2 separate regions of the Homo sapiens genome follow, and region 1 is linked to region 2. Evidence: read pairs that join two places in POLR2A ChIA-PET (ENCODE). Cell type or tissue: PC-3. All regions are shown on one strand. Each heading gives the region's core, and the rest is flanking DNA. Links, peaks and the distances in the headings are about the cores only. Region 1 overlaps LOC101929485 (a long non-coding RNA gene). Region 2 overlaps LOC101929485 (a long non-coding RNA gene).

Region 1 (12,349 bases), core at 2,571-7,570, 130 kb before region 2:
AGGTAGCTGTGGTTAGACACGATGTCTGTCCATTACAGAGGTGCCCAGACTGTCCTTGCTAGCTTTGCTCCTTGCCCAGCTCCTCTTCCTGACTGCCCATCCTGTTGACCAATGGCAGCCCCAGGGGTACCCCAGACGTTTAGCTGTGTAGCCCAGTAGCTGCTTCTGGCTATGCAGCTTGTAGCTATTTTTATAGACTCTTTACAAAATTCCCCTTGGCAGTCTCACTTCAGAGGTGAATATATTTGATTTCTCACATGTTCCTACTACATATTGTCAGATAAAACGCAGGATATCAGTGAAATTTAAACTTTAGATAAACAATCAAATAGAAAAATTATACTCATATATTGCTTAAAGATGTTTATACTAAAAAGATGTGTTATTATCTGAAATTCAAATGTAATGGGGTGTTCTGTATTTTTAGTTGCTAAATCTGGCAATCTTATCCTTTAAGCTCTGACTGGATACCTGTACCTGTCCATCGATGGGGTGATGAGATCCTTTCTCTCTCTCTCAGACCTTCACTTCCCCTGCTTGTTGCGCATTATTGTAAGGTCTAATTACTATAAGTAACTAATCTAGTTAATGTCATAAAAATACATTATTTGTGCAACTCTTATGGTGGCTCTATTTTCCTGACTAAACTCTGACTGATATGGGAGGGGGGTCAGTTTAAAGGGAAACTTTAATTAAATGTACATTCATAAGAAAGTCACCTATGATCAAATTTCAGCAAGTGGTACAGCTGCTCTAACACTGCACATTTCTCTTCCTTTGACATTGTGGTTCACAGGACAGATCCTTTTCATGGAGTTTAGTTCAGCACTACGCTTACATAGGTGTGATACAAATTTGTTTTTCCTCATCTTTAAGCAGACATAGCACATTCTAACATACCTTAACTACGCTCAGAGAAGTCAACCTGCTATTATCATGAACAGACCATGGTTTTGGAGTCTAACAGGCCTGAAAACATATTTATTTTGTAACTATGTGATCTTGGACAGATTAGATAACTTCTTTAAATTTTGCTTTACAAGTCTGCAATGTGGTCTAGATAATCTCTCCTCTACATGGTTACTGTGAGAATTATTTCACATATGAAGAGTTCCTAATACAGTGACTACTACACAGTAGATATTATTTTTCATTGGCCACTTTTCTTGGTGGGAAGATATCTGTTTCTATCTTCTAAAATATTTATCTTTCATAACCTGGAGGCTTGTACAAGTCTTGTATAACCAACTTTCAGCCCTCTGGCTCTGGGAAATATATTCAAATTTCTGAAGTCTTTCATTCTGTCATGAACTTGCAATGCCCTTTCCTCTCTTAGAAAGCAGGGACACTCTGGCATTTACTTTAATACTTTAAACCTTAAGATATTAAGGTTTAATACCTTTGGGCTACATATATATGAGACATTTGATTTTGATGACATGTTTACATTTTTAAGATCATAGAAACTGGTTGTTTCAGATGATTTTAGTTACTGGTATTTTGTTTAACTCCCTAAAGGAGTAAGAGAACCTTTATGAAAACCCCAATTTTTGTCTTTTATCTTTGGCAGAAGGAAGTAAACCAAGTCTGTAAATAATAAAAAGTCAGGGCTGATGTATTGCCAAAATAAGGAATAGATGAGTCACAAAAGCAAAAGGAAAGGTTGAACTAGCCAGATATTTGATGACATTAAAGAATTATTATTTTTAAATGAAATAATGCTATTATGTTTCTGTTAAAGGAAAAGAATCCATGCCTTTTAAAAATTAAAAAGAAAACAGAAATGTTGAAAAGTATTCTTTGAGATGAAGAAATAAAAATATTAAAAATATATTATCCAGAGTAAGGTGACACTGATATAATCAAATAGAGACATTAAAATTCTTGGCTCCCCCTTGGGAGCGGAAGAGGAGCATCCTAGGTTGAATCAGAAATAGTCATTCAAAAAACAGAAGTAATGACAGAAACAAATGAAATGGGGAGAGACACCAATTTGTGAAAACACAGGAAATGTTCTGTCCTTTTACTCCTCCTCTGAGCACTCACCCATCTCCCAGCTACCTCATAAGTCTTCATTCATCCTCGTCCTAACTCTTGGTTTCTTTATTTCCCCGAATCACTGCTTTAATATGGTTTGACTGTGTCCCCACCCAAATCTCATCTTGAGCTGTAGCTCCCATAATTCCCATGTGTGGTGGGAGTGACTCAGTGGGAGGTAATTGAATCATGGGGGTGGGTCTTTCCTGTGCTGTTCTTGTGATAATGCATATGTCTCATGAGAGCTGATGGTTTTAAAAAGGGGAGTTCCCCTACCCAAGCTCTCTTGCCTGCTGCCATGTAAGATGTGACTTTGCTCTTCCTTTGCCTTCCACCATGATTGTGAGGCCTCCCCAGCCATGTTGGACTGTGAGTCAATTAAACCTCTTTCCTTTATAGATTACCCAGTCTCAGTTATGTCTTTATTAGCAGCATGAAAACAGGCTAATACACTGCTCACAGATCTTCTACTCCTACCACTTTCTGCAAAGTTTCAAGAGCTTCTTCATGTTTCTCAATTCCTGCATTCATTCAATTCTGCAGTGCTTTTCTTCAGTGGATCTTGGGGAACATGCAGTTATATTATATCCCTCTCTCTATCTATTCTTCCTCTTTCAATTTCCCGGTCAGCGAATTGAATGTCTATCCACCCAGCTGTATCTATTCTAATCCAGTAGTCTCTCAGATGCATTTATTTCACTACTATTATCTGTTGCCTGAAATATTGAGGTTGTTTCTTAAGTAAGCCATCCTGCCTTCAAGGTTTTGAAGTGAGAGGCAAGATTTGCAGACCATAGAATTCCAACATTTTAAGTCTCATTTACACAAGCAATTTAAAAAATAGTCATAAATAAGAAATCTGTGTAAAGGATGATTAGCAGGAAACAAGTATTGCAGTCTATCAGAAAAAGTCTCAATAAGCCATTCCTTTTTGTAGCTTAAGAAATAAATTCCAGTCATGTGTTCCTTTGTACTTATACTACGAGAGAGTCTCAAATCATACCAGCCATAAAAGTAGAAGATGCAAACACCAGAGCAGATCATGGTTCCGATGGTAAGGAAACAGAGACAATCTCTGATTGTTTTAGTTCCCCATAAATGCAACTAGTTAGCAGACACTTGTTCTTTGATTAACTTTGTGTCTCCAGAATAGTGACACTCTTGGCTTTACAAATAATAAAATCCAGTGGACATTTAAAAAGAAAGATTCCAAGACAAGAATTTGGGTTTTAGAAGTTTATTTAGGAGGCAGCAAAATGAGGAAGTAGGAAAACTGGGGAAAGGTGCCCTCTGAGAGACCATATAGAGTACACCTCAGAATTCCAGGACCTACAAAGCCTGCTACAGAATTTTATCTACCAGCCTCAATCCCTCATTGGTTGATAGTTGCTTATGGGAACATTAATTCTCCAGCACGTTTGCCCTGTACCACTCACGGGTCAGACTGCTCTCTTAGACATAAAGACACGGTGCTTAAGGGATTCACAGTAGTGTACATGGGAAGCTGCAGCTGATCTCCAGGGAGTGCTGAAGGGATGTAGGTGGGGCACCAACTTTGTCTGTTACAAAACAGAAGAAGGGTTAGTCACCAATACATCTCAAGAAGTCACATTAACAGACCTATAAATTGGTTCTAGAGCCAATTCTACATCTTAAATTTACAGAATCTCTGTAAAGGGATGCACAGTGGGAAGAAACCTTTGGTCCATATGATATTAAGTTCTCATCACAAATAGGAAATCTAGCAGAGAGTTATTCCTAACACTTCACAGGCTTCCTCATGGTGAATCAACGCAGAGGTGTGCTGCACCCAGTAAAAACTTCCTACATGCATATTGAGCTTTCTTAAAAGATAATTCAAAATAATCTGGGCCTCTCTTCTCCCTCAGATCTAGTACCCCTTCTCAATACTGCCTTCAAACCCTCCATACAGTAAAATAGCAATTTTTGTTTAGTAAGAAATAATTTTGTGACTTGGGAAGTTGTTATAAGTTATATATATGTATATAAAATATAATTTATATATCATATATGTTATTAAGTCATATATAAAAATATATTAAAAATCAGTCTAAATATTTCAAGGATAATTTTCATCATCTTATAAAACTAAAATATTGTTCTAATTTTTCTCCATTCATGGCATAGGAAAAATTCCAGTGGTCATCCAATAAAATCAGTCAACAAATTTGAAATTTAGTATAAAAGCTCCATATATTACCAGGCACAGTGGCTCATGCCTGTAATCCCAGCACTATGGGAGGCCGAAGTGGGCAGATTGCTTGAACCTAGGAGTTTGAGACCAGCCCGGATGATGTGGTGAAACCCTATCTCTACAAAAAGATACAAAAATTAGCTGGGTATGGCGGTACGTGCCTACAGTCCCAGCTGCTGGGGGGCTGAGGTGGGAGGATCATTTGAGCCCAGGAGGTAGAGGCTGCAGTGAGCCATTATCACACCACTGCACTCCAGCTTGGGTGACAGAGTGAGACACTGTCTCAAAAAGAAAAAAGAAAAAGCCTCACAGACAGCAGGAAGAATGAAACACTATAAAATATTTGCTTTCAATTTATTACTGAAGACTATAAACAGTTTTCAGTGTTTCATAAATATCAAAAATATATACTTTCTTCTGAAAATTGAAATATTAGTCCTTTGTTTATGTAATTTATAAGTGATTTAGCTCATTTTTGCCAATTACTTGTATAATGTACATTTGAAATAATTACTATTGTCTGACTAGAACTGAGCATTTTCTTTCTGTTCACTGGTAGTTCAGCACTCTGTATAATTATATAGACATCTTTCTTTCCTTTTGTATATTTTTTTGGGTGTGTGCCTTATCCTTGCCAGCTTATACTTGCCAGCTATTTGGTGTTCATTTCTATGGAAGCAATTATTACAGATACAGACTACCCGCCACAGCATAGTTCCTATCACTATTTGTTAGCCAAAGTAATTCTTCTACAGGGGTAATTAATATAGAATGGTGGCTGTTAAAACTTGACAAGAAGCCTCCCTGTCGCTAGATGACTTATTATCCAACCCTGATTGGGAAAATGGTATTGATGTAACTTATTCCTGTATAATGGAAATTTGGTGGATCCTGATTTTTATTATGAAATCCAAAGTGTGATAAGTGGCCCCTTTTTAGACCCTAGCAAGTAGGGTGCAGAACCATGATTAAAGTTTAGACAGTCAAAAACTTTTAAAATTTGAGTTAGTCATGTAAAGGTAAAGTTTGGAATTCATTTCCTTGACACTGACCAGTGGTAGTTGTGAGCTACTGACCCAGGTGGGCGTTTGTACACTGGTAGTCCCAAGAGTGGACTGTTCACCAGACTATTCCTGGAATATAGCCTTGGCTGGGTTTCTTGGACTATCTAAAGTCCTGTCATTCCTGAGCTAAATTCTCAAGCTTTCCAATGGCTTCTGTGACCTATCCAGTATCCTTCCAACAATTAACTTTTTACTGCTTAAATCTATCCTAATAATTTTGATGCCTACAAACTAGTACCCTGACTGACATATGCATTTTATTATAATATTAATAATGATGGTGAGTTCTTAAATGTGTGAAATTTGTCTTAGTTTTCAAAGTACTTTCACATGCATTATCATATTTAGCTCCAGGATATCAGATGAAAATAATGAGCCTCAAAGAAGTTAAATGATTTAGCAAGGTCATGCTGCTAGGAAGTGACAGGGCTTGAATTTGGCCTCCTGGCACACTGTCCAGTGTGCTTTGTTTGCTTGTTTTTTATACTGCACTATGCTTCTTTGTCTAGAAATGCAAAACTGGCCACTGATTTCATTCAAAATAAACGTTTCAATTACAAAATCTTGTACAACTCAAATCAGTACTAATTGAACAAAACAATGGATGATTAGCCAAATGTTTTACATTTTTGCTGGCTTTTGCAAAATATATCTGACAAATCCACACTGTCTTTTCTTTTTCTGCACTTTAATTTTTCATCAAGAACCAGAACAATGAAATGAATGCTGATTCAAATTGTAACATTTAGGAATTTTAGAACGGGGGCAACTTAACTTTTCAGAGGCTAAAAGTATAAGGCAATCAGAGCTTTTGAATGTCAGAAGGACTCTCAGGAATACTTGTAACGTGATTGGAAACTTCTAGCACCACCAAGTAACATTAGAGTGCAGTATTAGTTACAGCTTTCTGGGACAAATACTAAGAACGTAGTGCTTCTGAAAAATATTTTTAAGTGTATTTTAAATGCTGATTGCATTAGCCAAGGTTCTCCAAAGAAAGAGAACCAATAGGACATATAGAGAGATATATAAGAGAAGATTTATTATGGTAATTGGCTCATATAATTATGGAGGCTGAGAAGATCCACAATATGCCATCTGTAAGCTGGGGAACCAGGAAAGCACATGGTATAATTTAGTCCAAGTCCAAAAATCTGGGAACTAGGGGAGCCAATGGTGTAACTCCCACTCCCAAGCCAAATGTCTGAGCACCAGGGGAAGAAGAGAGACAGGAGCTGATGATATCAGGCTGGGGTAAGTCCTCAAAAGGCATCATCTAAAGCCTGAGAACCAGCAGCTCTGATGTCTGAGGGCAGGAAAAGACAATGTTCCAGCTCAAGCCAAGCTTCCTCCTCTTTTTTTATTTTATTCAGGTCCTAAACAGATTAGATGATACCTTCTCACATCAGTGAGGGAAGATCTTTTTTACCCAGTCTGCTAATTCAAATGCTAATCACTTCTGGTAACAACTTTTACAGACACATCCAGAAATACTGTTTTACCAGCTATCTGGGCTTACACTAGTCACATTGACAAATACAATTAAGTAGCATCACGTGGCTAAAATATAATTACTTTTTATATAAGTACTTGTACACATGTGTCTATTCTTCCTAATATTCTCTACTTACCCCCAAGATTGAATAAAAATATAAGTAATTGCTTAATTGCTTAATAATTAATAGCTTAATAATTAAATATAATAAAAAATATATTAATCTCCTCATAGTAACTACCCTGCAAGTCAGCCTTGGTCGAACATCATCCCTATCAGACCTCTGAAGGTTTTAACCTTCAAGGAAGATTATTAAATCTTAAAAAACACACAATCAGTATGGGGCAGGGAAGAGGAAGTTGCATTTCTGTTTTGCACTGGGCTTTGTTCTAGGTGACATGTCTTGGTGTATTAGTTAGACATTAGCATGTGGGATGTCTATTAAGGAGTCATTGTATGTGATAAACACCTATTGGAAAAACAAAACAGAATTTGGCACAGAGAGAAGCCAAACTGCATGTAAGTCTCAGTGAAGGCTTCAGCTGATCCTGAGGGGAGTACAGAGGATGAGAGAACCCATTGGAACTGTTATAAATTTGGTTGAAAGGACCAAGTCTTTATACTCACACCTCTGTCAGTCATTGGATTTGGGCTGCCCCAGGAAGCAGGTGTGACTTGGGGTGAAAGTCTCTTCAACAGAGGTAGTACCTGAAGGGGATGACAGCTGAGGGCTGTCTGTTGCAGCATCCTGGCAGTTGGTATACTAAAATTTTCATTTCTGAAAAAGCTTCTAGATAATGCATTGTAGTGTCCACCACATAGTGTGTCAGCTGCTATTGAGAGGCAAAATATGTCAAGACCTGAGACTTGACCATTGGTGGAAGTCACTGGTGTACTCTTTTTCTTAATGATGGATGCTTACAACATTTGTGTTAAGTTTCAGGCCATAAAAAAATGTGTAGCTCTTCTTACTTGATAGTGAATAAACCATTTTCTGGATCTTCTCCCTGGCTCAACTGGATCAAAAACTATTTTCTCACTGTAGCCTAAGGAATGTCACCTACTGATTTCCTTTGTCCTGGCTTATATCTCACATTTAGAGTTAGAAGTAGAATTCATTTCCCCTAAAACATTTATATTGTGCAGGGGAAGTGTGGAAACTTGAATGAAAATAGGGGCATTGTCAAGAGAGGGGAAAGCATATATTGGGGAACTAATCATAATGACTAACAATGGATACCGCATTACTTAGTTTCTGTGTTCATTTGGAATAATTGATTTCACTAATTTATGCAACAAATCTTTGTTTAGACCAGGTCGCGTTGCTCACTCCTGTAATCCCAGCACTTTGGGAGGCCAAGGAGGGAAGATTGTTTGAGCTCAGGAGTTTGAGACCAGCCTGGGCAACACAGTGGGACCCCATCTCTACAAAAAATAAGAATTAGCCAGGCATGGTGGTGCATGCATGTAGTCCCAGCCTGCAAGGCTGAGGTGGGAGGACCCCTTGAGCCTCGGGGGATGAGACTACAGTGAGCTATAATTGCACCACTGTAATCCAGCCTGGGTGACAGATTGAGACCCTGTCTCAAAAGAAAAAAAAATTATTGTTAACTTTAGGCCAGGTACCAAGGATTCAGCTGCATACTAGACATAACGTGTCTATGCTCCTTGATTTAGTGTTTTCCAGAGGGAGGAAGAAAAAACAAATAACAAGTCTTATAGATTGTGTTAATTGCACTTAAGCAAACAAAGACAACAATATGACTGACATTAAGAGACGATGTTTCAGAAATGTGATCAGAGAGGATTTCATTAGAAAGTGATATTTTCAGCAACCCTGTATTATTTTGCTTTCTTTCTTTCTTTCTTTTTTTTTTTTTTTTGAGATGGAGTTAGGTTCAAGTGATTCTTCTGCCTCAGCCTCCTGAGTAGCTGGGATTACAGGCATGCACCACCACACCTGGCTAATTTTGTATTTTTAGGAGAGACGGGGTTTCTCTATGTTGGTCAGGCTAGTCTCGAACTCCTGACCTCAGGTGATCCGCCCACCTCGGCCTCCCAGAGTGCTGGGATTACAGGCGTGAGCCACCGCACCTGGCCTTTTATTTACTGTTAAAAAAAAAGGAGTAAAAGAGAGCAAAAGAAGAAGTAAGGAGGGAGTGAAGGAGGAAAAGTATTGAAGAACAAAAGATTTACTAAAGATTGCACACTAGATTATTCTTTTATGCTGCTGTTGTTACTTTGGAGGAAATTAGAATATGCTCCATTCTACTGCCATGAAAATCTAAAAATCTTATACCTGTCTCAGAGAAAGGCCAGAGAAAATTGCTATATATAAAACTACTAGATTTAAATGGCTATCAATGTTCTTGAAACTTTAATTAGCCTGAGTGGTACTTAAAGCCATGCAGTCAGGAAGGAAGATGGTGGGGAGGGAAGAGAAGTGGATTATGCAGCTGTTTCAGGGGCATACACTTCCACAAAAATATTATGCAGAGCCCAGCATGAAATAGATTCTTAGCATATGCTTATTGAGTAAACATATGCATATTAAAAATTTTCTATATAAATAGCACTAACAAACATATTGACTACCTACTCAGTATAATGCCTTCTCCCACGTTTTTGTAATTGAAAAGAAACTGTATGATTAACAGTGATAACTGATTCTTAGAGAACAAATTTATACACTGAGATCACATAAGAATGCACAAGGAGCAGTGTATGAAATCTTAAATGAACAAGCAATGCCATGAAATTGCTCCTTTGGTGCTAAAAACCAAACTTATTGGTTTGGGGAAATGGAGATGATATTGTCTAGTTTATTTGGTGTCATTATGTATTATAAAATCCATTCCAATTTAGTTACATCTGAAAATTCATTGTAATAAACTTTATTTACTCCACTAACTCAGATGAAAATTATGTTTTAGGAAGTAGAAACAGTAGTAGTTTGGGTAGAGAATAAAAAAATGTATTCTAGAAGTCGGTGAGCACATAGATAGCTAGTAGAGGACTGCATGGGAGCTAATTTCCAAATATGGTCCCCAAATGAATCAAGGTTCTTCATAATTTCCTTCTTCTATGGCCCCTTCCACAGTGATTGGAATTGGCCTTGTATAATCAAGAGAATACAGCAGAAGTGATGCTGAGTGACATTTGAGATTAGGTCATGTCAAGCCTTGCAACTTTCACTTGAGTTTCTTAAAATGCTCCTTCTGGAAGTCAGTGCCATGAAAGTATTCCAGCTACTGTGAGACTCCTACACTCTTCAGAGAGGCCACTTAGACAAAAAGAGATGCTTGACTCCACTCAGCTATTTCAATCCACGCATCACATGCAAGAAAATAAGCTATCTTGATTTCTTTGAACTCTATTAGACCCCATAGAGGAGAATAGAAAAACCAAGTTGACCTCTAGAACTAAAGCGCTGGAAGTGGCCCCAGTGATGCCATGCCAATCATCTCCAGTCATTTCAGCCACTCCAGCTGAGGCCCAAACTTGCAGGAAGAGGGAAAAGCCATCCCACCATGCCCTGACAAAATACCTGAACCACAGAATGAACATACATATAAATTGTTGCTATTTAACCTGCTAAAAGTTTGGAATGGTTTGTTACTCAGGAATATATACCAGAACCAAAATTTGGTACCAGAGGCAGGTTTTTTTTTTGTTGTTAACAAAAATGCAAAGCATGTGCCTTTGAATTTGGGAGCTTGTGTTGAGTGGAGGAGTAAAGGATCCCAAGTAGACTGTGAGAGTGGAAAAAGAATGCAGAAAAAGTGTTATTGGAGGCTGCAGAAAAGATAAACTGTGTAATATTGTGGTAGAAAATTTAGAAAAATTGCTGACAGCTGCAATGGAAATGTGGTGGTTTTAGAATATTTCCACAAATTCTTTGATACTCCCCCTTTTAAGAAGTGGAGCCTAATTTCCCTCCTTGAGTGTAGGCTGAATTTAGTGAGTTGCTGCTAATGAAAAAGTGAAATAAAAATGTATGACTTCAAAGAGTAGGTTATAAAAGAAACTGCAGCTTCTTACTTGCCCTCTCTTTGGTAGACTGTCAAAAGATGCCTATTATGCTGGGAGGACTCCCTGACTACCCTGTGAAACCAACACCTTCTGCCAGCAGCCCATGCAGAACTGAGGAGTTCTGCCAATAGTGACATGACTCAGCACCTAGATTGTTGATCCTCCAGCTTCAGGCGTGTTGACAGTTGGCCACAAACCCCACTGACATCTTGATTGCAGATTCATGAAGAGTCTTGAGCCAGAAGCATCCAGCTAAGGCACTTCCAGATTCTTGATTCTCAGAAACTATGTGAGAAAATAATTTTTGTGTTGTTTTATCTTAAGATGCTAAATTTCAAGGTAATTTTTTACACGGCAATAATAATATAGGGGGCACAGAAAATAAAAATGAGCCTATCAACTAGAGGATCTTGTTTAGCAGACATTAAGGCAGAATGTTGAGAGAGCCAGCTGGTTCCTTTTAGTTGTGTATAATGAACTATGGCTATAGAGAGATGAGATAAAGAAGGAACTGGTCACTTTTTAAGCTGAAATTTGAGGATACATGAAAGAGCCAGGATTAGCTTCAGATTACAAAAGATTCTCAGTTTAAGTAACAGACTCAAAACAAGGTCAAATACAGCATCTTGCCAGTAAAATGTGACCACAGAGCCATAATGGGATGAAATTTTCAGGAAGAGGATAAGTATAATTTTCAAGTGTATGGGATGTGGGTTGTTGTGGTCAGAGAGCTGATGGTAAAAGAGTGCATTGTCCCAAAGATGAGAGCAATAGTATCTCTAAACCCACGTGCTTCTTCTGCAGTGTAACCTTCCTAATTCTACTTCAGAGAGGACATTTATTTCTCCACCTTCTGGAATCTGGGTTGACAATGCAACTACCATGACAAAATGAAAGCAGTGGAAGTAATGCTGACCTTGTGCTGACCTTGTCATGGGTATAGCCCTTGGATGGCTAGGCAGTTTCCATTTTCTGTCTCTGAGAAGCCAGACACCATGTAAGAAATGTGACTATCCTGAGACCACCACACTGTACAAAATACAAGCTATATATGGAGGTCCTGCAGGATGGCACATCATGTACAGAGAGACAGAGCGGCTCAAAGCCACTGAGGTATCCATCATGTGAATAAAGAACCTATCTTGGAAGTGGATGTTCTTCCAGTCTTTTTAGTCTGTTGCATGCTGCTATAATAGAACACCAGAAACTGAATAATTTATGAACAATAGAAGTTTATGTGGTTCACAGTCCTGGAGGCTGGGAATTCCAAGATTAAGAGGACATTTATTACAGAAGACATCACATGTGCAAAAGGTGTCATAAAGGCAAGAGAGTATGCAAGGGAGGGCAACAGGGGGCCAAACTCTCTTTTATAATAAACCTACTATGATAAGAACATTAATGCATTTATGAGAGCAGAGCCCCCATGACCTAAATACCTCCCATTAGGGCACCACCTCCCCAAACTATTACACTGGGGATTAAATTTCCAACACATGAACTTGG
Region 2 (12,349 bases), core at 3,077-8,076:
CCGATGTTCAAAGGCAGGAAGCATCCAGCATGGGAGAAAGATGTAGGATGGGAGGCTAGGCCAGTCTAGTCTTTTCAAGTTTTGCTGCCTGCTTTATATTCTAGCTGCTGCACTGGCAGCTGTTTAGATGGTGCCCACCCAGATTAAGTGTGGGTCTGCCTTTCCCAGCCCACTGATGCGAATGTTAATCTCCTTTGGCAACACCCTCACAGACACATCCAGGATCAATACTTTGCATCCTTCAATACAATCAAGTTGACAGTATTAGCCATCACTGTGTGGTATGTATTAAGGAATCTTTCTCAGATGGGGCTAAATTTGATGACATGGGAAGATGGCAGGGCTACCTAACCTTAGCTTCACAGTTCTCCCATGCTCAGATGTTCCCTTCCTTCCCTACAAAGTGCAGCCTCCTCTGAGGCTACTGGGTTTTCTTGTAAACACGTTCGCTACAGCTGGACCCTGTTGTACAATCTGTTTCTCCACCATTAAAAGGAGAGCAATGAAGAGTTTATTAGATAAAAGCACTTACTAAATTAACTTTGGCCCAAAGTGGCCCTGTACATAGTGAACTGTACCCTAGCTTGATGTGCTTGATGTGTAAACAAGTTGCAACTTAACCTAGAAGTATACACCTTCTTAATCAAGCAGCTGAGTTCCAGGAAAGCTGCCAAATTATGCCCAAATAAGGCAAATGCCTGACTGTACCAATCAGGTAATCGCTGTCTCTCATTTTCTGTTTTCTGGTTATAAATATAGCTTAACACATAGGAGGTGGGGGGCATTTCTGAATCATCGTGGGTCTTAGGTGGTGCCCAGTTCTTGAAACTTTTCTTGCTTAAATTAACTTTGTTAAATTCAACCAGTCTGAGGGATTTTTTTCTTCAAACTGAGCACAATAAATCAATTCTATATGTTTTTATTACTCCTTTTTTAGACATTCCATTTTTATTGTGAATAAATTGATTTCTACCTAATTGGATTTCCATTAAAGAAAATATGAGAGAGGAAGAGAGAGAAACAAAAAACACTGCATCCTATATCATTCTTTTTAAAATGAGTAGAGACTTAACAGATGGGAAAAGTGTATTCAGAGAAATTAACAGCATTTTAACTGCAAGGACCTGGCAGGTATTGTGGGAGAGTGAAAGGATACTTAACAGCTTCTGCCCTCTCTGAGCTACTATATCATGATTCTAACACTGTAGGTGTTTGTTATTTCATAGCATCTTTAAACAAGAACAAAATATGCGTTGCAGAAGACTGTAACAACATTCTGTAAAGGGATCCACACCAAGTGGTATTTCTTTAAGATGATCCCCATTTTAAACCATTTGCAATTGCATTTCTTGTCAGAACTCTCCACTCCTCAACATTGAAGTCAGCTTCCTGAGGCTTCCCCCAACCACCATTTGCAGTGTATCCTCAGACATTTGCTCTGGTACTCTCTGATTTCCTCTTTTATTTTCCTTAGAATATTTGTCACTATCTAGATCATTTTATTCATTCATTCATTCATTCATTCATTCATGTCCTTGTATGCTGGGGAATGTAAGCTCTCTGAGGTTAGGGCTTTCTCAGTCTATCACTCTTATCAACGGGGAATTATAACATTTTCTCGTACTTTGGAAGTGCTAAAAAGACAGAATGAAGTTTTGACCACTTATAGTGGATTCTGATGCTGCCTCCTGTAATTCCTCAGTAAGAAACTGTTTATGAGCCTTAATCAATTTCCTAAGGACAGTTTGTCAAATCAGAGCCATCTTCTGTGTGGAGTACTTCCTACTGCTCCCACTATTCTAGCGGGTTCTGAATGCCGTTTTTGTGCCCCAGGGCCCTAATCACCCTAAAGTGATATTTTATTATGTTTATTAAGTGCTTTTTAAGTCTGAAAATGGTAGAGTTATATTACAACTCAGTTTCTCTAATAAAGAAACTTGTCTGCTTTATCTGTATGCTTCCTCAATGAGACTAGCTTAAGAATCTTCTGGGAAAAAAAGTCTCTCTTTGTTTTCAGTCACACTGAAATTTAATGCTTGCCAAGCAGTTTATCTGTTTTATAGCAATAGCTTAGGATGTTACTGGTTAATCATTTTGTGTTCAACATCATGTTCATTACACATGCATGTGAAAAAATACCTGACTCATATGTTACAAGCTGTTAGCTCCTGGACTGACCTTCCCCCGAGACTTTTGTACCCACCACCCACTGTTGAGCTGTAAAGTGTTTAAATTTTAGGTCTTTTTCAACCTTTGAAAATGGGGAGCTTGCATATAAAATTCAACATAACAAGCTTCTCTTAAAAATCTAAAGTTCTGGGGGAAATAGGCCTATGTTCCTACATGTTAATGATCTGCTTGGGCTGGTAGTAACTGCTCACTTTGGGTGGTCATGAAGACCCCAGTAGGCCAACTTCTCAACTGTTCCTGTTGCTCCTCCCCAAATGAAATCCAGCATCCGTCCCTTTCATCATCATAGATCTGTGTTCTTCCAGTTATTTTGACTGCTTGAGCTCTGGAGGATCTAAATTTTGGGTCATGTCCTAAAAAATTTAGTAAAGCTAATATAATTTTATATTTCACTTAAAAAGTCAACTATAACAACACTAAATATTAGTAATATATTTATTGTATTATTCATAAGCCATTTAGAAAAAAAAATTGTGGGACAGACTGGTCTCTGCAGAAGACCACCTCTGCAGGGGAAAATATTACTTACATGGGCGTAGGAATTGTTTTGCTCAAAAAACAAAATCATGTTATATTGAATAAAGGCATAGCTTTACTCATAGAGTTAAAGGAGTAGCATGTTTTCTCCTAATACATTCAAATCATAGCCTGTTGAAGAAGACTGAGCTTGTTTTGAATCCTTACTTTCCTTTTACCCTCTTTGAGACTTTGACAAGTCACTCAAACTCTATGAATATCAGATCTTTCATTTGTGGGTTAGTAACATGTGTATGTACTTCTATGAGAGCCAATAAGGAAAAATGCCAATATATATAAAGTGCTTAGTCGTGTATCTAGCCAAAATCCAGATGGTTCTTGATTAGTAATGGTTTGACTTATTTTTTCAAATTTATGTTCGATATATTGGACATAACCCCATGGTAAATCAAGAGACATCTGGACTTAATGATGGTCCCACTTAAGATTTTTCAACTTCGTGATGGCTTTATCAGGGTAGTAAACACACTTTTAACTTATGATATGTTTAACTTATGATAAGTTTATCAGGCTATAGCCCCATCATAAGTATAGGAGCATCTGCAGTCTGTCCTCTGTATTTTAGTCTTCACCATATCCCCGTTTTCTAAATGTCATCCTATTTAGAAAGCATCCAAGCTGATGCCAGGATAAAAAGCGAATTTTAAAAAGCCAATTTTATGTATTTAAACTTTTTTTTGGTCTAAAGACAAGGTAATATTGAAACTGGTCCAACTGTCCCATATAACTGATGTTTACTGTTTTTGTTTTTTGTTTTGTTTTGTTTTTGTTGGGGGTTGGGTTTTTGGGTTTTTTGGATAAACACAGAAATTAACCCCACTGGTCTGAAAGCTTGAAATTTATATTTGTCTTACCTGAGTTCTTTCCTCAGGAAACCAACCCTCAGGCCCCCTAGATAGTATCAAGAAACTGAAATTCACCAGATCACTACATCAGGACAATGAGATTCCAGACCTATCGTGATTCCTGTTTACCAACTCCTCTTCCTTATCCCTCCCTAATGCCTCTTTTCCCACAGGTACTTACATTTCTTCCCTGCTGTATAAATCTCTAGTTTTAGTCAGTTGAAGAGATGGATTTAAGAATCACACCTCATTTCCTTGTCTGCAACACCTGTATAAAGCTCTCCTCCCTGGCTCAGTGATTGACTTCCTGTGCTGCAAGCAGCAGGACCTAGACAAAGCTCCTGGCATTCAGGTAACAATATTAGTACCGAAACACAAATACGTACAGTCATTTATACCAAATATGTACCAAAAACATACCAAGGTGAAATATTGTTTATGGTTCTCATATTGCTGGATTTCATGAAACAACATTTTTGAAAGATTAAACAGAATTTTTTTCTTTTCTTTCTGAGCAAGAACATTCACACACAGTAAAACAAAAGGGTTGTCATTCATTATTACCAACATTTTATATAAGAAATGATATTTTAATAACCCCCAAAAGGTAAAAAAGACCCAGTCTGAAAATGAGACAGCTTTGTAAGTTCAATCAATTTAACCTAGTGACAAACTTTCCAGATGGTTCTAATTATTCTTATTTTTCTATGACTGTAAAAACATTGTTAGAACCTAGAGTCAGACAGTAGATCAGTGTTTGAGAACCATTTGTGCAGGCTACACTTAAAGTTTTTGTTTCAATAGCCAACGCTACTGATGTATATTTAATTTATATTTGGAAAAATTAACTTGACCTAATTAGATGATTATGTCCCTCAAACAATCACACAGTCCTTCACCACTGAGATTAAGTGAATGTTCATAAATTTCTGTGCTTAAAACTAAAACCACCATGAGATACCTTACTCCTACAAGGATGGCCATAACTAAAAAATAAAAAAAAAATAGATGTTGGCATGCATGTGGTGAAAAGGGAACACTTTTACACTGCTGGTGGGAATGTAAACTAGTACAACCAGGATAAAAAACAGTATGGAGATTCCTAAAAGAACTAAAAGTAGATCTACTATTTGATCCAGCAATCCCACTACCGGGTATCTTCCTAGAGGAAAAGAAGTCATTATATGAAAAATACCCTTGCACATGCATGTTTATAGCAGCACAATTCACAATTGCAAAAATATTGAACCAGCCCAAATGCCCATCAATCAAATGGGTAAAGAAAATTATACATATATACATACGTGTGTGTATGTGTAGTGTGTATGTGTGTTTCCTTCAGCCAAGGAAATGAGACATCATTCTTAAATCCATCTCCTCAACTGACTAAAATTAGAGGTTTATACAGCAGGGAAGAAATGTAAGTACACACACACACATACATGCACACCGTGGAATACTACTCAGACATAAAAGGAGCAAAATCATGTCTTTTGCAGCAATTTGGATGGAGTTAGTGACCAATATTCTAAGTGAAGTAACTCAGAAATGGAAAACCAAATACCATATGTTCTAACTTAGAAGTGCGAGGTAAGCTATGAGGATGCAGACATATACACAGTGATATAATGAACTTTGGCAACGTGAGGTTGGGGGATGAGAAGTGGGTAAGGGATAAAATACTACCAGAGTACACTGCTCAAGTGACAGTGCACGAAAATCTCAGAATTCACCACTAAACAACTCATCCATGTAATCTAAAACCACCTGTACCCCCAAAACTATTGAAATTAAAAAAAAATATTCTGTGCTTGATGGGTTGGATGGGGGAAGGAAAGAGATATGGTATGTCTTCTCTCCCAGGTCCTTTCTGGGTTATCTTAATGGGTTATCTTGGGAATGAGGCTTGAGGAAAACACTTTTAAAAAGGGGGCATGATCCACTGACTTTTTTTTTTTTAATGCCTTTCTTTTTTTAACTGCTTAGAATAAAATTATGGCTGTGGAGCATATATTATAAGATGCTGAGTCAAAGGCCCCCAAAATCACAAATCCTTAGCCCTGACATGCTTGAGATGCTGAACCAGTACTAGTAATTGCCTATGCTATGTTTGCTTATAATGTAAGAAACATATATCCTTTTATGCTAATGCTGTTGTAGTCAAATCACCTCCTTGCAGCCAAACTCAATCCCTAACTCACACAAATATAATAAATAGAAAAACAAAAAAAATAATTTCCTCAGTAGCAAAATATTAAAAAAAAAGCAATGGGAAGACTATATTACTTCACATCTTAAAGATTGGTGGATAATTACATTTGTGTCATAGGTCAGTTTGTTTTGTGAGACATTTAAAAGTACAGTCTGGATGAGCTCATTATTTGTCATTTCATATATAAGAGTTAGACAAAAAGGCGTGCTTTTTACATAGGCTATGAGTTGAATTGTGTCTCCTACCAAAAGACATATTGAAGTCCTAACCTCTATTACCTGAGAATGTGACCTTATTTGGAACTTGGATCCTTTCAGAGGTAATTAGTTAAATTAAGAAAAGGTCATTCTGGAGTAGGATAATCCTTAATGCAATAGGACTGATATCCTTATAAGAAAAGAAAAAAGAGACTCACAGGAAGAATACCATGTGACAACTGAGGTAGAGAGGAAGTGCTGCAGCTGCAAAAGCAAAGGAATGCCGAAGATCAATGGCCACCATCAGAAGCCAGTAAGGGGCAAGGCAGGATTCCATGCAGAGTCTCAGGGGAAGTGCAGGTCTGCTGATGCCTTGCTTTTGGAGTAGACTCCAGAACTGTAAAAGAATAAATTTCTGTTGTATTAGGCCACGAGTTTGTGGTACTACATTAGAGAAACCCTAGAAGATAAATACAACACAAAAACCAAAATATTTATATTCTAAAATGTATTTTAAGAGTTGCAATTAAGAGTATTATGAGTCTAATTTGAATAACTTTTCTGGTTATAGATTTTCTGATTTTTTTTGTCTTACATGGTATAGAGACACTAAAAGAAAAAAATAAAAACTGCCTACAATCTCAATATCCACAAAAGTCACTCACATTTTACAGTATTTGCTTTCAATATTTTGTGTACAAAATTTGTATATGATAATTTTATGAATGTGTATATGACTGCCCATTTGTGTATTATGTGGGTGAAAGAAAAAGAAAGACATCATGTAAATAATGTATTACATTCCTCTCTCACTCTTTTGTCCCTTTCTTCTATAAATATTCAGAGAACACTGTGAATGCCCAGGCATTCTCCTGGGTACTAGGAATACAGTGGTGAATATATCAGGCAACATGTATTGTTTTGATATGTTTTGCAATTTAATTCCTTATATGAAAGACACAGGCTGGCATTTCCAAAACAGTGTTAAAACGGAGCGGCACAGGTTGTTATGGGAGAACATACACTGGTACCAAGACCCCATAGGAAAATTTGAGAAATATTTTTGGGAGGAAATCAAGCCTCAGCTGATGTCAGATTGATGAGCAGCAGTTGGCCAGGGAGAAAGAAGCAAAAGTGTTCCAAGCAGATGGAGAAGCTTAGACAAAGACTTGTGGGCAGCAGAGACAGGACATATTTGAGGAACATAAAGAAGCTCAGCATTTCCAGAATATTAGTAGAAGGGGGAGCAGTGGCAAGAGATGAGGTATGCAAGGGCCAGGCCATGCAGGGGCTTCTAAATGCTATATTAAAGTTGGATTATCTTAATACTGTGAGACGGGAAAAAGTTCATGTAGATGAAATTAAATGATCAGATTTGCATTTCAGGGAGATCTGTTGGATAATGTGGGGAGTTATTGAAAAAGAGGAAGGCAGCTGACATGGCCTGTGGGAAAGATGATGGCATCCTTAAATGTGGCATCAATAGGAGAGTTGACATTGGCATAACAAACTTATTAACTAACTAAAAACACAGTGAGGGCAAGAGAATGATGAGGGTTAATCCCAGATTTCTGGCCTGGCCTATTTCTATTTATTTATTTATTTATTTATTTATTATTTTTTATGTTTTCTTTCTTGAGACAGAGTCTCACTCTGTGGCCCAGGCTGGAGTGCAGTGGCACAATCCTGGCCCACTGCAACCTCCATCTCCTGGGTTCAAGCGATTCTCCTGCCTTGGCCTCCCGAGTAGCTGGGATTACAGGAGCCCACCACCACATCCAGCTAAGTTTTGTATTTTTGGTAGAGATGGGGTTTCATCATGTTGGCCAGGCTGGTCTCGAACTCCTGACCTCGTGATCTGCCCACCTCGGCCTCCCAAAGTGCTGGGATTATAGGCATGAGCCAACACTGGCCTGGCCTACTTCTTGATAAGTCGTGAGAAGGCATAGAAGACACAGGAAGAAGAGAAAGTTTAGGGTGAATGAGACAACAGAGATAATGAATATTTGACATTTTGAATTTGAAGTGACTTCCAGGCATCTATATGGGTAGACACTTAGGGAATGTGGCTAACCCATAATAAAGAATTTTGAGCCAGAGATTAGCATTTTGGACTTGTCAGTAATATTTGACAGTGTTGAAGCTTTGAGACTAGATAAGAGTGTACCTTGAGAATATTGGGACTGAAAAGAAAACGATTGACTGAATTTGGAGAAGCACCCAGATTTCAGGGGCGGGCAGAGTAAGTGAACTTACACCAGGAACAGCAAAGCAGAAACCAGAACAGAGAAGGAATCAGGAGTCTTTGATGTTATAGAAGTCAAGTGGAGATTGCATGTCATGGAGGATATCATCATATGGTTATAATGATTCAAACAATTTAGTTCTGAAATAAGACTTGGAAGATCAATGGAAATTGCAGTGAGTCTAGAAAGAAATATATAAATATATATGGGAATGTACTTTATGACAAAAGCAACCATTTAAATTGGTGGCAGAGGAGCTGGATTATTTATAATAGTAAATGCTATTGGGTCAAGTAACTAGTTGTATGGGAATATGTATATAGGACATACTTTTTCTTCTTTTCTTATGCTAATACAATTTCCAGATGCACCAGAAATGTACATAATTACAAAGTAAGGTGTCAAAGTACTTTAAAGTCATACTAGTGAATTTTTTAAACAGTGTTGGAATAGGAAAAGCCATTTTACATATGACATGAAGGCCAGGAACCATAAAGAAAAAGATGCATACATATAGGTAAATACAAACTTAAAACGTATCTATAGAAAAAATGACACAAAATGCAGATCAACAAAATATGAAGGAAACCTTACAATATATTTGGAAAAGGACTACTATCACTCCTGTACATGAGGCTTTAAAGAGCTAGTAATAGTAGTGTTTGCCATTATTATTATTTATTATTTTCATTTTCTTTCCAGTACAGCTTAAAGTCCCTTGTCATCATTTTAACATATCTCTCTCACTCAGAAGCATCTTCAACACATTTGCTTTTTCCTGTCCCATTCTTGGACTTTTGAATAAATATAATAGTCTGTATTTCAAAGGCATTTTATAAACTAACGTACATATTTTTAAAGCCCTCAGAAACTACATTTCAATATTCTATGTAATTCAAACCATGCCTGAGTTAAGAATTTTCTTACTCTGAATCACATAGTAAGATAAAGATGGGATTTTCCAGCATGCTACATTTTATGGATAGACACCAAGATCAGTTAGTTTGAATTATTCCTCTACATGAATCATTCTCGGGAGTAACTTAGGCACTTAGAGTGAATAAACTTTGGTTCTGAAAGAGTTAATACAACTCCTTAACTTTCCCACAATTGTTTTCATGTATTACTGGAATTAGACGTCATATATAATATGTATTCATTGTAAAAAGTCTCTCTCTTACAAAAGGAACTACTGTAATTCAAGAAACCATTTTAAACTAATATGTATTTCATGATTTCCAGTTTATTGCATGCTTAAAAATATTGTACTGTTTGAATCCCACAACAATCTTTTGAATAATGAGAATATAATTTTGTAAGATCCCCATTTTATACATGAAGCTGGTAAGGTTAACATAAATGATATAAATTGCTAAAGGACATTCAGCAAGAAAAACTTCAAGCCTAGCACTGTAGCCTGTTTCATTATTTTTATTCTATTTATGTTTAATTGTTTATAATATATTTTTTGAACCCATGGTTGTTATTACCTTTGTCCTTACAAGAGAAAGAAGCAAAGAGAGTTAAGCTACATTATTGGTCACAAGATATTGTATCAGAAGAGAGAATCTAATAGCATTACAGGGTCATTGCTTTCTAATCATAAAATACAAATAGCATAGAATCTCTAATTTAAAAACATATTGATTATATGTATTAAGATCATGGTTGCTTTTAGCAAATATTACCAATCCAAAATTGAGGGAATTTTGAAGGACTGTTTCACAGTGATCAGAGGTATACTTGGAAGCTCTAATTCCTACTGCTAAGAAGGTAACACACTCATCCTCTTTTCAAGCGCATGGTTTCCTAACACATCCGAAGCATGGTTAATGATTTTTTTCTCAAACGTGACCATGTTGGCCTCTTTGACTGTAGAAATCACAGAGGAAATTCATTACCTTTAGGAACTTGTCTTTTCTTCACATTTCTTTTTTAAAAAAAGAAGAAATACCAACCATGGTGTAGGTCATGCTGATGGAACAGCTAAAGACCTTTATCCCCTCCCTGAAGAAGCTCACAGTGGAATGAAAGCCATCAGGCGCGTCAATCAACAAGGATGGTAAATGCACGTGTACATCAAGGAATGCATTACTAAAACAAATAGCACTAAGCAATCTCTTATAAATCCTCCCAAATCTAGCAGTGTTCAAAGTTCAATTATTACTGTGGACAAGACATCCATGCTAAAGTGAATCTAGAATTTCACCTAATTTTCTTCCTTACTCATTTCATAATTTCCACTCTATATTTTAATTTATTCTCTTTTCCCCTTAGCAGAAACGTACATATTAAACTACTAGATAGATAACTGGTTAAAGTAGAATTGTAGCCTTTTTTTCACAACACGTAATTTTGGGTAAATCCAAACCAACGCAACAGCAATTTTTAGAAAAAAGCCACAACGGACACTATACCTACCCACAACAGATAGTTATTCTCTATCTGCCTGAGAACGTGTGTTTGTTATAATCACTTCATGACAAGAACAACAAATGAGTCTCCCAAGGCTGCCAAGCCTAGAGCTGTCAGCCGGATCTACAAAAACAGAGCCTCCGTATTTGTGGCTTTCTGACTGACAGCCACGTTTTCAACACTTCTGGTGATCAGTTGGGTTCAGTGTCACCTACTATGTGATTTGTAATTTAAATTCCCAAGTAATTAGAGCCTAATATTACTCCTTAAACATTTCTCATTCTCCTTTTTAACTTGTTTATCTACCTGTTCTTGAAAATAGCTTTTCTTCCTAAAACAACCTTTTAGCTTCACTTGAAATAAAGGTTGAGTAGTAATGAATTAGTCAGGGCTGTTTACTAACCTTCACAGCTCACTGAAGGTCTTTGGTAACAGAGGTATAGCTAAATAGCTAAATATAAGTAGGGGACAGTGAATATGTGTGCATGCCTATATTTGTTTTTTAGCTACTTTTTTTCGCTGGTGCAGAACAAGTGCAACATGAATCAGAAAAAAAAAAAAAGGAAATCACAAAGACTTTGAGAAGATAATATGCTGCGGCTGATGAAACATAAAAATCTAACCTGCCAAGCCACTGACAGTCTATTCTCCTTTCTCCTCTGATGCTTTGCTCTGCAAAGTGTCAGGGCAGTGACTGAAGCAGAGAAGCAGCAGCTTGTTTTCCCTTCACATTAATTTTATCTTCCTAAAACTTAACCACTTATCTTCTAAACTATTTTATCACTCACTTCCCCTCCAACACACACTAAATGCTCTAAAGCTATGTTATCCTCAGAAGCCCTTTCCCTTGTGTCAGGCCCAGTTTTTTCTTGATGAAAACTTTTAAGGATGGCAACCAATGGTTATATAAGAATCTTCCCAATTCAGAATTCAACCAAAAATTTCAGGGTGCTTTACTCTGAAAAATAAAGATAAACGAGGTAAATGTTAAGACACATCTAATTTAGGCTGTGATGAACAGTACAACTGGTCGATTAGATTGGCAAACTATATACCATGATCATATATCTTATACAAAACAAACTATATGTTTGTATGTATGTATATGTGTGTGTGTGTGCGTGTGTGCGCATGCGTGTGTGTGTGCATACTCTGAAATAACATACACAAATAGGCCAACAAAGGTTAGCTGTCCAATGGAGTGGGGGCATGTAAAGAATAATTTTTTTGACAATATAATGAATTTTATATTGTGCTTCAACTCATATATTATGTATGAATAGTGTTTTCAAAGAAGCATAGGTTAATTTTTTTATTAAAAAAAGAAATTTAAGAATATGGAATTACATAACCCAAGTTGAATGTATTAGCACATAATTTTTTTTTCAGCTTATCTGACCAGAATTCCTGACCCTCAGACTTGCTACAGGCAAAATTTCCAAATAGAAACTGTATTTCAAAAATAATGACAAGGATTAAAGTTTAGAATAGAAATATTTTTATCAATTCTAATAACACATGAAATGGTTAACAAAGCATATTGCTTCCATCTAATACACAGCAAACCTCTAAGTGAAAGGAAAAAAAGACTTTCAGATATAAAAAAAACATAGGAGAGAGAAAGGTCTTTTAGAATTTTCAGGAATTCAGTCACTCTATTAGAGATCTGAGGCCTCTGTGCAGAATACATTTGCTCCCTTCCCCACC

The links. ChIA-PET counts read pairs that join two places held together with the same protein. Peaks named below come from ENCODE experiments on the same cell type or tissue, not always from the same donor. Only the 100,000 strongest peaks of a DNase experiment are listed, where the experiment ranks them.
Region 1: POLR2A ChIA-PET joins it to region 2 with 11 read pairs; 3 of 35 experiments call an interaction of 5 or more read pairs at or near these places.

The regions. Positions count from the first base shown.
Region 1 is chr3:106,446,502-106,458,850 of GRCh38, forward strand. All of the region lies in intron 5 of LOC101929485 (a long non-coding RNA gene), which reads right to left. Among named protein-coding and RNA genes, the nearest start is that of CBLB, 580 kb to the left of the region's middle. In PC-3, for the core only: no CTCF peak of the experiment used is centred there; no DNase peak of the experiment used is centred there.
Region 2 is chr3:106,573,159-106,585,507 of GRCh38, forward strand. The region is part of intron 2 of LOC101929485 (a long non-coding RNA gene); the gene reads right to left. Among named protein-coding and RNA genes, the nearest start is that of LINC00882, 660 kb to the right of the region's middle. In PC-3, for the core only: no CTCF peak of the experiment used is centred there; a DNase peak (open chromatin) is centred at 5,943; H3K27ac peaks cover 357 bases.